Regions from separate parts of the Homo sapiens genome. Here region 1 is linked to region 2. Evidence: chromatin loops called from intact Hi-C (ENCODE). Cell type or tissue: natural killer cell. All regions are shown on one strand.

What was found. A loop is a pair of places that touch in the nucleus more often than their neighbours do. Peaks named below come from ENCODE experiments on the same cell type or tissue, not always from the same donor. Only the 100,000 strongest peaks of a DNase experiment are listed, where the experiment ranks them.
Region 1: a loop joins it to region 2, with 4 times the contacts of the local background. A loop is called at or near these places in 7 of 110 quality-filtered maps.

What each region holds. Positions count from the first base shown.
Region 1 is chr17:48,077,506-48,082,505 of GRCh38, reverse strand. The region is part of intron 1 of CBX1 (chromobox 1); the gene reads left to right. Among named protein-coding and RNA genes, the nearest start is that of CBX1, 21 kb to the left of the region's middle. In natural killer cell, a CTCF peak has its summit at 2,102 (motif pointing left); a DNase peak (open chromatin) is centred at 2,115.
Region 2 is chr17:48,622,325-48,627,324 of GRCh38, reverse strand. HOXB9 (homeobox B9) reads left to right here and starts at 967. Exons shown (of 2, transcript NM_024017.5): 1 at 967-1,572; 2 at 4,190-5,000. The coding sequence starts at 1,056. The coding sequence ends at 4,425. RefSeq lists a silencer at 1-26 and an enhancer at 1,437-2,114. In natural killer cell, no CTCF peak of the experiment used is centred here; DNase peaks (open chromatin) are centred at 684, 1,214 and 2,174; H3K4me3 peaks cover 1,107 bases; H3K27me3 peaks cover 3,105 bases.

The sequences.
Region 1 (5,000 bases), 540 kb after region 2:
TTTTGAGATGGAGTCTCGCTCTGTCCCCCAGGCTGGAGTGCAGTGGCATGATCTCGGCTCACTGCAAGCTCCGCTACCCGAGTTCACGCCATTCTCCTGCCTCAGCCTCCCGAGTGGCTGGGATTACAGGTGCCCGCCATCACACCCAGCTAATTTTTTGTATTTTTAGTAGAGATGGGGTTTCACCGTGTTAGCCAGGATGGGCTCGATCTCCTGACCTCGTGATCTGCCCACCTCAGCCTCCCAAAGTGCTGGGATTACAGGTGTGAGCCACCACGCCCAGCCTCTTTATCATTTTTTTAAAGACAGTCTTGCTTCCTCACCCAGGCTGGAGTGCAGTGGCACAATCACAGCTCACAGCAGCCTCAACCTCCTGTGCTTAAGCGATCCTCCCAGCACACCCAGCTGATTATTTTTTGTAGAGATGGGGTCTCACTACGTTGCCCAGGCTGGTCTCAAACTCCTGGGCTCAAGCAGTCCTTCTGCCTAGGCCTTCCAAAGTGCTGGAATTACAGGTGTGTGCTGCCGAGCCCTGACCTCTCTACTGATTTTGACAAATAGCTTTCTTGAAACCCTAGAGAACTAATTGTAAACAAAAAAACACGTTGGGAAGGCTGGCTGGGAATCTCCAGTAATACAGTATCTCTGGATGTAGATGCTCTGGGATGAGCCAGTAAAGAAAGCTCAGGAAGAAGCGGGGATCTGTTTTCTATATTCTTCTTATTTGAGTTGCTCTTAAGACAGTACTTAAAAAGTAAGGAAAGGGCCAGGCTCAGTGGCTTAGGCCTGTAATCCCAGCACTTTGGGAGGCCGAGGCAGGCAGATCACCTGAGGTCAGGAGTTCGAGACCAGCCTGGCCAACATGGTGAAATCTTGTCTCTACTAAGAGTATTAAAAAAATTAGCTGGGCATGGTGGTGAGCGCCTGTAATCCTAGCTCTTTGAGAGGCTGAGACAGGAGAATCGCTTGAACTCAGGAGGTGAAGGTTGCAGTGAGCTGAGAGTGCTCCATTGCACTCCAGCCTGGGCGACAAGAGCGAAACTCTGTCTCAAAAAATAAAAGTGAGTAAAGATCGAAGTCATGAGAATGCTTTACTTTAGATTTCCCCATTTGGGCGCTTTCTTTACCTAACAATTATGCCATTCTATGACTGTTCCTCTCTGAGGCCATGCTAATTAATGATAAAGGGAGGATAAGCTTGCAGTAGGTAGAGATCAGTTAGAAGCTATGCTGACCCTTTCGGCTCATAGCAGAAGGATCAGGTGGATAATAGTCAGTGCTGTTTTATTTTTTGGCCAGATCTCATGCCAGTAATCCCAGCACTTTGGGAGGTCAAGGCAGGTGGATCGCTTGAGCCCAGGGGTTCAAGACCAGCATTGGCAACATGGCAAAAACCCTTCTCTACCGAAAATACAAAAATTAGGCAGTCTCATAACCTGGTCTCTAAATAAGCAAATAAATAGATTAAACTTTTCAAAAAGAAATGCTATTTATTTTTCTAAGACAAATTTTATATATATATATATATATATATATATATATATATATATATATTTTTTTTTTTTTTTTTTTTTTTTTTTTTTTTTGAGATGGAGTCTCGCTCTGTCACCAGGCTGGAGTGCAGTGGCGCGATCTCGGCTCACTGCAACCTCCGCCTCCCGGGTTCAAGCAATTCTCCTGCCTCAGCCTCCCGAGTAGCTGGCACTACAGGCGAGCGCCACCATACCCAGCTAATTTTTATACTTTTAGTAGAGATGGGGTTTCGCCATATTGGCCAAGCTGGTCTCGAACTCCTGACCTTGTGATCTGCCTGCCTCAGTCTCCCAAAGTGCTGGGATTACAGGCGTGAACCACCGCACCCAGCCTTGTAGATGGACTCTAAGTGCATTCTGTCTATACATGCCAGTTTTACAGTGTTTAGAAAACTTAATGATTACACTAAGTAAGCTTCCTTTCCTAAGGATGCTAGGAATAACCAGTTTAACCTCAAATTGGTATTATTTTAAACTCAAGCGGAGACGTAACTCTTCCTTGTCTTGGATTACCTGCCATCCAGGTAATTCTTTGGCCAGTTTTGTTGATCAATTTTGTTTCATTGATACAGTGCCATCTACTGACAAAAATTGGTAATCATAAGGCTTTAAGTCTGTCAGAAGTCAAAGAGTTGGGTCCGGGCACGGTAGCTCATGCCTGTTAATTCCAGAGTTTTGGGAAACCAAAACGGGCAGATCACTTGAGGTCAGGAGTTCGAGACCAGCCTGGCCAACATGCTGAAACCCCATCTCTACTAAATATACAAAAATCAACTGGGCCTGGTGGCAGGTGCCTGTAGTCCTAGCTACTCAGGAGGCTGAGGCATGAGAATCACTTGAACCCTAGAGGCGTAGGTGAGCCGAGATAGCACCATTGCACTGCAGCCTGGGCGACAGAGGGAGACTGTGTCCCCCTCCCCCAAAAAAGTCAAATTTGGATGAAGGACTAAATAAAATAGATTTATAAGGGACTAAAATTTCAACACTGGAAAAACCCTTAGATGTTACCTAGCTTGATGATGTATTTTATAAAGGAGTAAACTCAGATTCTATTATCTTTGATAACTACAGTTCTGTTTTCCCCACACTTGTTTTCCAAATTTTTACAGGGTTCCAGTTTAGAGAATTTCATGATCATTCTGGCATTTTTATGACTCTTCCTTAGTTTTTAGAAATAAATTGGAGGCCAGGTGTGATGGCTTATGTCTGTAATCCCAGTAGGAGGCTGAGGTGGGAGGATCACTTGAGCCTGGGAGTTTGAAACAAGCCTGGGCAACATATTGAGAACTTGTCTCTACTAAAAATTTAAAAAATTAGCCAGGCATGGTGGCGCACACCTGTGGTTCCAGCTACTCAGGAGACTGAGGCAGCGGGATCACTTGAGCCCAGGAGGTCAAAGCTGCAATGAGCCATAATTACTTCACTGCATTCCATCCTAGGTGATAGAGTGAGACACTGTCTCAAAAAAGAAAAAAAGTTGTAAAATAAACTAAATACAATAAGTTAACAAGAAATTTGTGAATCGTAAGTTCAATTCAGAAAAGACTGCATAAAGAACAAGAGAACATGGCTGGGCACAGTGGCTCATGCCTGTAATCCCAGCACTTTGGGAGGCCATGGCGGGTGGATCACTTGAGGTCAGGAGTTCGAGACCAGCTTGGCCAACATGGCGAATCCCTGTCTCTACTAAAAAAACAAAAACTAGCTGGGCATGGTGGCACACACCTGTAGTCCCAGCTACTCAGGAGGCTGAGGCAAAAGAATCACTTGAACCCAGGTGGCGGAGGTTGCAGTGAGCCAAGACTGTGCCACTGCACTCCAGCCCGGCTGGAGTGAGACTCCATCTCAAAGAGGGGGAGGTGCGGGGCCGGGGCTGGAGCTGGGTTCGGTGGCTCACGCCTGTAATCCCAGCACTTTGGGAGGCCAGCACGGGTGAATCACGAAGTCACGAGTTTGAGACCAGCCTGGCAGCTTGACCAACGTTGGTGAAACCCTGTCTCTGCTAAAAATACAAAAATTAGCCGGGCGTGGTAGCTCACACCTGTAGTCCCAGCTACTCAGGAGGCTGAGACAGGAGAATCACTTGAACCCGGGAGGCAGAGGTTGCAGTGAGCCGAGATTGTGCCACTGCACTCCAGCCTGGGCTGGAGTGAGACTCCGTCTCAAAAAAAAAAAAAAAAAAAAAAGTCCAGGCACGGTGGCTCACGCTTGTAATCCCAGCACTTTGGAAAGCCAAGGCAGGCAAATCACGAGGTCAGGAGTTGAAGACCAGCCTGGCCAACGTGGTTAAACCCCGTCTCTTCTAAAAATATAGAAATTAGCCAGGCGTAATGGCGGGCACCTGTAAAACCAACTACTCGGGAGGTGGAGGCAGGAGAATCGCTTGAACCCGGGAGGCAGAGGTTGCAGTAAATTGAGATCACACCATTGCACTCCAGCCCAGCTCACAGAGTTGAGACTCCGTCTCAAAAAGACAAAAACAGACTGGGCATGGTGGCTCAGCTCTGTAATCCCAGCACTTTGGGAGGCCGAGGCAGGCGGATCATGAGGTCAGGAGATCGAGACCATCCTGGCTAACATGGTGAAACCCCGTCTCTACTAAAAATACAAAAAATTAGCTGGGCGTGGTGGCGGGCGCCGGTAGTCACAGCTACTCAGGAGGCTGAGGCAGGAAAATGGTGTGAACCCAGGAGGCGGAGCTTGCAGTGAGCTGAGATTGCACCACTGCACTCCAGCCTGGGGGCAGAGCAAGACTCCATCTCAAAAAAAAAAAACAAATTCAAATCCAGTACTTTGATGAAAAGGAAAACTTGGAATAGGAGAAAGTATGAGTCAGAGAGTAATATGTAAGTTTTATTGATATGTGCACATTTTTAGGAGGACTGCTTTTCTTTTTTTTTTGAGACAGTGTCTCACTCTGTTGCCCAGGCTGGAGTACAGTCGTGCGATCTTGGCTCACGACTGGCTAATTTTTGTATTTTTAGTAGGGACAGGGTCTCGCCATGTTGGCCAGGATGGTCTTGAACCCCTGACCTCAGGTGATCTGCCCGCCTCGGCCTCCCAAAGTGCTAGAATTATAGGTGTGAGCCACTGCACCCAGCCTTTCAATTTAATGCAATATTTTAGCTACCGTGCTCTTTTACAACGGTTTTTTTGTGAAGATGGAGTCTTGCTGTGTTGCCTAGGCTGGTCACACACTACTGGGCTTCAGGAATTCTCCCACTTGGGCCTTCCAAAATGCTGGGATTGCAGATGTGAGCCTGCACGCCTGGCCCTAGCTACCATGCTTTATGGTAAAAGGAGTATTGGGAGCCTTTTAAAATTACCAAGAATGGGTATAAAAGTTTTAAATGGATACACAAGAATAAAGAAGTTTGCTGTGAAGGCCAGGCGTGGTGGCTCATGCCTGTAATTCCAACACTTTGGGAGGCCGAGGCAGGTGGATCACCTGAGGTCAGGAGTTCGAGA
Region 2 (5,000 bases):
CATCCTTCTGGCCAGAGTCAGAGAAAGGCCCAATAAATGTAAAGGCGCTCTGGTTCCTTGTATTAAACTCTTTCCTAGGCTCACGTTTCCGGGACCTGATGGATCCCTTTAACCTCAAGTAGTTTCTAATTTCAGGACAGATAGTGGATTCTTGGACACTCAGTCGTTTTATTCACCTCTCTCCTCCTCCCTCAGCTACTGAGGGGCCCAGGGAAGCTCGCAGTCATGTAAATCTCTACAAAGAGTGCAAGGAGAGCCCCCTCCAAAGCGGACAACGTCCTAAAATCCCCAACTTTTCCCCTCATCATTTTACTTCATCTCCTGTGGATTGCTGCTGCTGTTGTTGTTTAATAAACATCTTTTGTCAAGGGGAAAGAGAAGAGGAAATGAGGGCCTGCGGGGTGGAGGTGTGTGTGGGGGGACAGGAGCACCTCCTCTTCCAGTATCCTCTCGGGCCTCTATGGCTTCTCCCCGGGCTGGGGCTCTCTCCCTCCCTCCGCCCTTGCTCTCCCTCCCTCCCCGACCCGCCTGGGGAGAGGGCTCTACAGCCTGCGTCCCTCCCAAGGCAGCCCGCCGCTTCCCTCCGCCTCTCCTCCGCCCCCGCCGCCCCATGTTGAGAACTGCCCCCCTTCCTGCAGCGGGAGGGGGGGACCGGGCGGCCGGTAGCTGGGGCTGAGGTTACGTGGCCGCCGGAGCCCTGACGTGATAGCACATTGCATCAGCATAAAACAATCCATCCTCGATATGGAGTGCGGTGCGGACGGATGACAGCGAGAGCGCAGCCCCCTCGCCCGATTGATTTATGTCGGAGCTGACGCTTTATCAGGCAGTCGGAAAAACTTTGACCAATCATTTTGCAAGGAGAGCTGAGACGGGCTGCTCCACTGTACTTTGTTGGCTGAGAAGTTGAGCAGGGGGTGGGGGTGGGAGGGTGGGGGGCTGGGGGGGTCGCGTCCGAAAGCCCTCACACCGGTCCGGGTGCCACCTCTCCCTGCTTGGGCGCCGCCGCGCGAGCGCTTCCCTTCCCCCTGCAAGCGCCCGGATAATGTCTGAGAATGTCCATTTCTGGGACGCTTAGCAGCTATTATGTCGACTCGATCATAAGTCACGAGAGTGAGGACGCGCCTCCAGCCAAGTTTCCTTCTGGCCAGTACGCGAGCTCGCGGCAGCCGGGCCACGCGGAGCACCTGGAGTTCCCCTCGTGCAGCTTCCAGCCCAAAGCGCCGGTGTTCGGCGCCTCCTGGGCGCCGCTGAGCCCGCACGCGTCCGGGAGCCTGCCGTCCGTCTACCACCCTTACATCCAGCCCCAGGGCGTCCCGCCGGCCGAGAGCAGGTACCTCCGCACCTGGCTGGAGCCGGCGCCGCGCGGCGAAGCGGCCCCGGGGCAGGGCCAGGCGGCGGTGAAGGCGGAGCCGCTGCTGGGCGCGCCTGGGGAGCTGCTCAAACAGGGCACGCCCGAGTACAGTTTGGAAACTTCGGCGGGCAGGGAGGCCGTGCTGTCTAATCAAAGACCCGGCTACGGGGACAATAAAATTTGCGAAGGAAGCGAGGACAAAGAGAGGCCGGATCAAAGTAAGTTATAAAAAGTGAGGAAATACCCAGGCCGAAGGCCAGGAGGGGGGCGGGGAGGGGAAAGGCAATAAACTGCGGACAATGTGAAGGGAAACTGCGGCGGTGGCCGGAGAGCGGGCCGGGAGGAGGAGGGGAGAGGAAGGAAAGACGGAGGGAAGGGGAAAGCTGCGTGCTCTAGAAGGGGAGACTGAGGCCGCCAGAGGAGCGCTGCCCCCACTTCTCCAAGTCCTGCGGGGAACAGGGGCTCGGGGATCGACTTGCAGCTCTCTCGGCCCTCTTTCCCCCTCTCTCCCGGAGGCCCCAGCTGAAAGCCCGGCCAGAGACCGGCGACGGCCGGGAGAGGAGCTGGCGGGGGCCGGGGCCAGCGGCCAGCGAGGCCGAGAGCCGGCGAGGGCAAGGGCCGGAGCGCACTGGGCTGCCCGGGGCCGTGCGGCTGGCAGAGCTCCCCGCGCCACGCGCAGACCGTAAAAGCCGGCCAAGGGGAAGGGGGAGGGAGCTCATTAGGATTTTATTTGCGATGCAACAGCTTGGCGGAGGATTGTTCCTAGCAGATCTCGCGCTGTAGCCGCGCAGAGTCCGCAACCGGCGACAGGAGGGGCGGGGGAAGCCCAGGACGCGGTGACTGAGCCCCCTCCCCGGATGCGCCGGCCCCTCCCCGGGAGCCTTCCCTCCGGTGGCCCCTCTCCTCCTCGGCGTCCTCGCAGGGGCTACCGCTTCCTTTTCTGCGGTCCCCCGCTGCTCTCTGCGGGGCTCCCGAGCCCCAGCCCGGGCTGTCCGCCTCTTGGGGAGTCGGGGAATCGCTTCCGAATATCGGGGCATCTCGAAGGGACCCCGGGGAGAGGAGGGGTGGGGGGAAGAGAGAGTTGCAGAGAGGCGGAGAACTTTACCCTTTGTGGGTAGTTTCCCGTCACCTCCCACTCCTCAAAAGCACCCCGGCCAGAACGCCAAGTCTGGCTGATTTTCAGGAGGTGCTACTAGATGAGAAGAGAGGGTTCTCCTATTATTTATTTTTAAGGTTGAGAAGGGCTCATCGGTGAGGGAACTCAGCCTCAAACAATGACTCGCAGGCTGGTGGATCAGGTCCTCGTTTCTTACTCTTTTTGGGAAGTAGGGATGTTTTAGTCTCTCCTTGCCCTGCTAGATTTCCCATTGACGGAGTGGCCCCAGGGCCCTTTAGAGCATCCTTGCCTGCTGGAGAGTAAAGAGCAGCCCCATTCCTTGCAGGGTCCTGTCACCTCCAACCTGCCAGGTGGAATCCTAAGAGCTGGCATTTAGGGAACACATTCTTCCCCAACCCTCCCCGCACACTCCCAAACAGATCCCCCACCCTAAACCCCCAAATTCTGCCTGAAAAGCCCATTATGGCAAGGCAGCCATTTGGCTAGGATCAATTATTAACAGTTTTTTCCCTCTTTCATATTTAATGCGGCTGCGGGTCCCATCCCAGGCAATCACATTAAGGAAATAGCGCTGCAAATTGGTAAGACACGGTACTTAGTGTAGGATGAACCAAATTTTTTATATAAAAAAATCCAGTGTTTTTCACTTGGGGAGAAGGAAGCTAGTAGCTGGTGGCTGTTATTTTTAATTGGCTTAGCTTTATTTGGCAACTTTTTTGAGTTCCAGAGTAGGGGGAGAGAAGGTAAGAAGAGAAGCCTGTATATATTTTTGTTTCCTCTCTTCCACTCGGTTACCCTCTTCTCCCCTCCAGCCCCCACATAGGATCAATTAAGGCTAGGTGTGCTGTGAAGGGCTTCCTTTTACCTCCACATCACCCCTGGCTCCCCACCTTGGGACTGGAGCAATTTTATTCCCTAATTTCCCTGCACTTGCGTTAACCAAACTGTGAGCTGAGCAGGAGCTGAAAAGGAGAGAGACTATTGCAACCATAAGTTATCTGTGAGCCCCCAGTGCTCCCCTGTCCATAAGCTGGAGTTGATAAATGGTTGCAATTGCATTGCGTGTGAATTGGAGTGTGCTGGCTGTTTGTGGCTCTAAGTGCAGACCCATATTCGTGGTGTGTGGTGGTGGCAGGGGGGGAGATTTCTACGCAGACACACATGCCTGCTGCCATGTGGTCTAGAGACACAAGCTTGTTTGTGATCAAGGCAGGGGATATTGGGACTGGACTGAAGGGCTGAGAGGTCTCTTGGGGTGAAGTGACACCCCAAATGCAGTGACTGAACAGACATCTCACTTCCCCACCCAACTCCTCCTCTCACCTCCTAGAGCCAGGACCCTTCAGGTCAGCCACCCACCCCTAGTCAGCCTGGGAGTGCTGCTGGTGGGACTTCAACCATGCTGAACTCTGACCTGAGTCCTAAGCAGTTTGGACCCAAGTAGAGAAAAATTGAGAGGGAACTTGATGTAGGCAGAGCTTTGGAAGTGCTGAGGAAGCCTGGGCCCACGTTTGGCTCCATCCTTTCCACACAGCCTCTCACCTGGAGGTGTCTATAGCAATGGCTGGCCCATCTGTGACACCCTTCCTGGGAGCTTGAAGACCCAGGTGGCCTCTTCTCCAGTGCAAGATGGGGAGTGGAGACCAAGGGAGTGCCCTCTTGATCTGGGGCCCTTCACCCCCTTCCTTTCTTTGATTCTATCGCTGCTTCTCTTTCAGCCAACCCCTCCGCCAACTGGCTGCACGCTCGCTCTTCCCGGAAAAAGCGCTGTCCCTACACCAAATACCAGACGCTGGAGCTAGAGAAGGAGTTTCTGTTCAATATGTACCTCACCAGGGACCGTAGGCACGAAGTGGCCAGACTCCTCAATCTGAGTGAGAGACAAGTCAAAATCTGGTTTCAGAACCGGCGGATGAAAATGAAGAAAATGAATAAGGAGCAGGGCAAAGAGTAAAGATTAAAGATTACCCCCAGTCCTCCCTAGCTCTTCCCCATCTCACTCTTAGTTATGTGACGACTGCAAAGCCAGTGCTGTCTGGGATGTATTCAAGTGAATGGGGAAGGGAGTCTCTCTTCCAAGTCCTTTATCTGCACCTAGAACCTCCCTCCTTTCCTTTGCCCTTACCTGTCTCTCTCTTCTCTCTAGGTGTCAGGAGAAAGTTTTGTTGATTTAGAAGATAGAAATAGTTGGTTCCTAAGAATGTGATGGGCCACAAGGAAAGAGAGACCCCAGTCAAGCTCCTAGTATGCCCTGTAATTTTTCTGGGAAGTCCTAGCCCCTCACTTCCAGCTTGCCTGTTTCTTCTCTACACCCACCCAAAAGTCACCCAGGGACACTCCAACTCTACACAGCTCAGCAGACATCCACACACAGTAATGGGGTGAGCTCACAACCACCATTCAGTCAAGTGAGGTGACACTCCAGTTGCAGACCATCGCACACCAAATTTGGCAAAACAGCCCTCAGACTGTCAGGCAAGCCCGGGTTCTACCCCTAATGCAAATACCCACCAGGGAGATGTCTAGAGG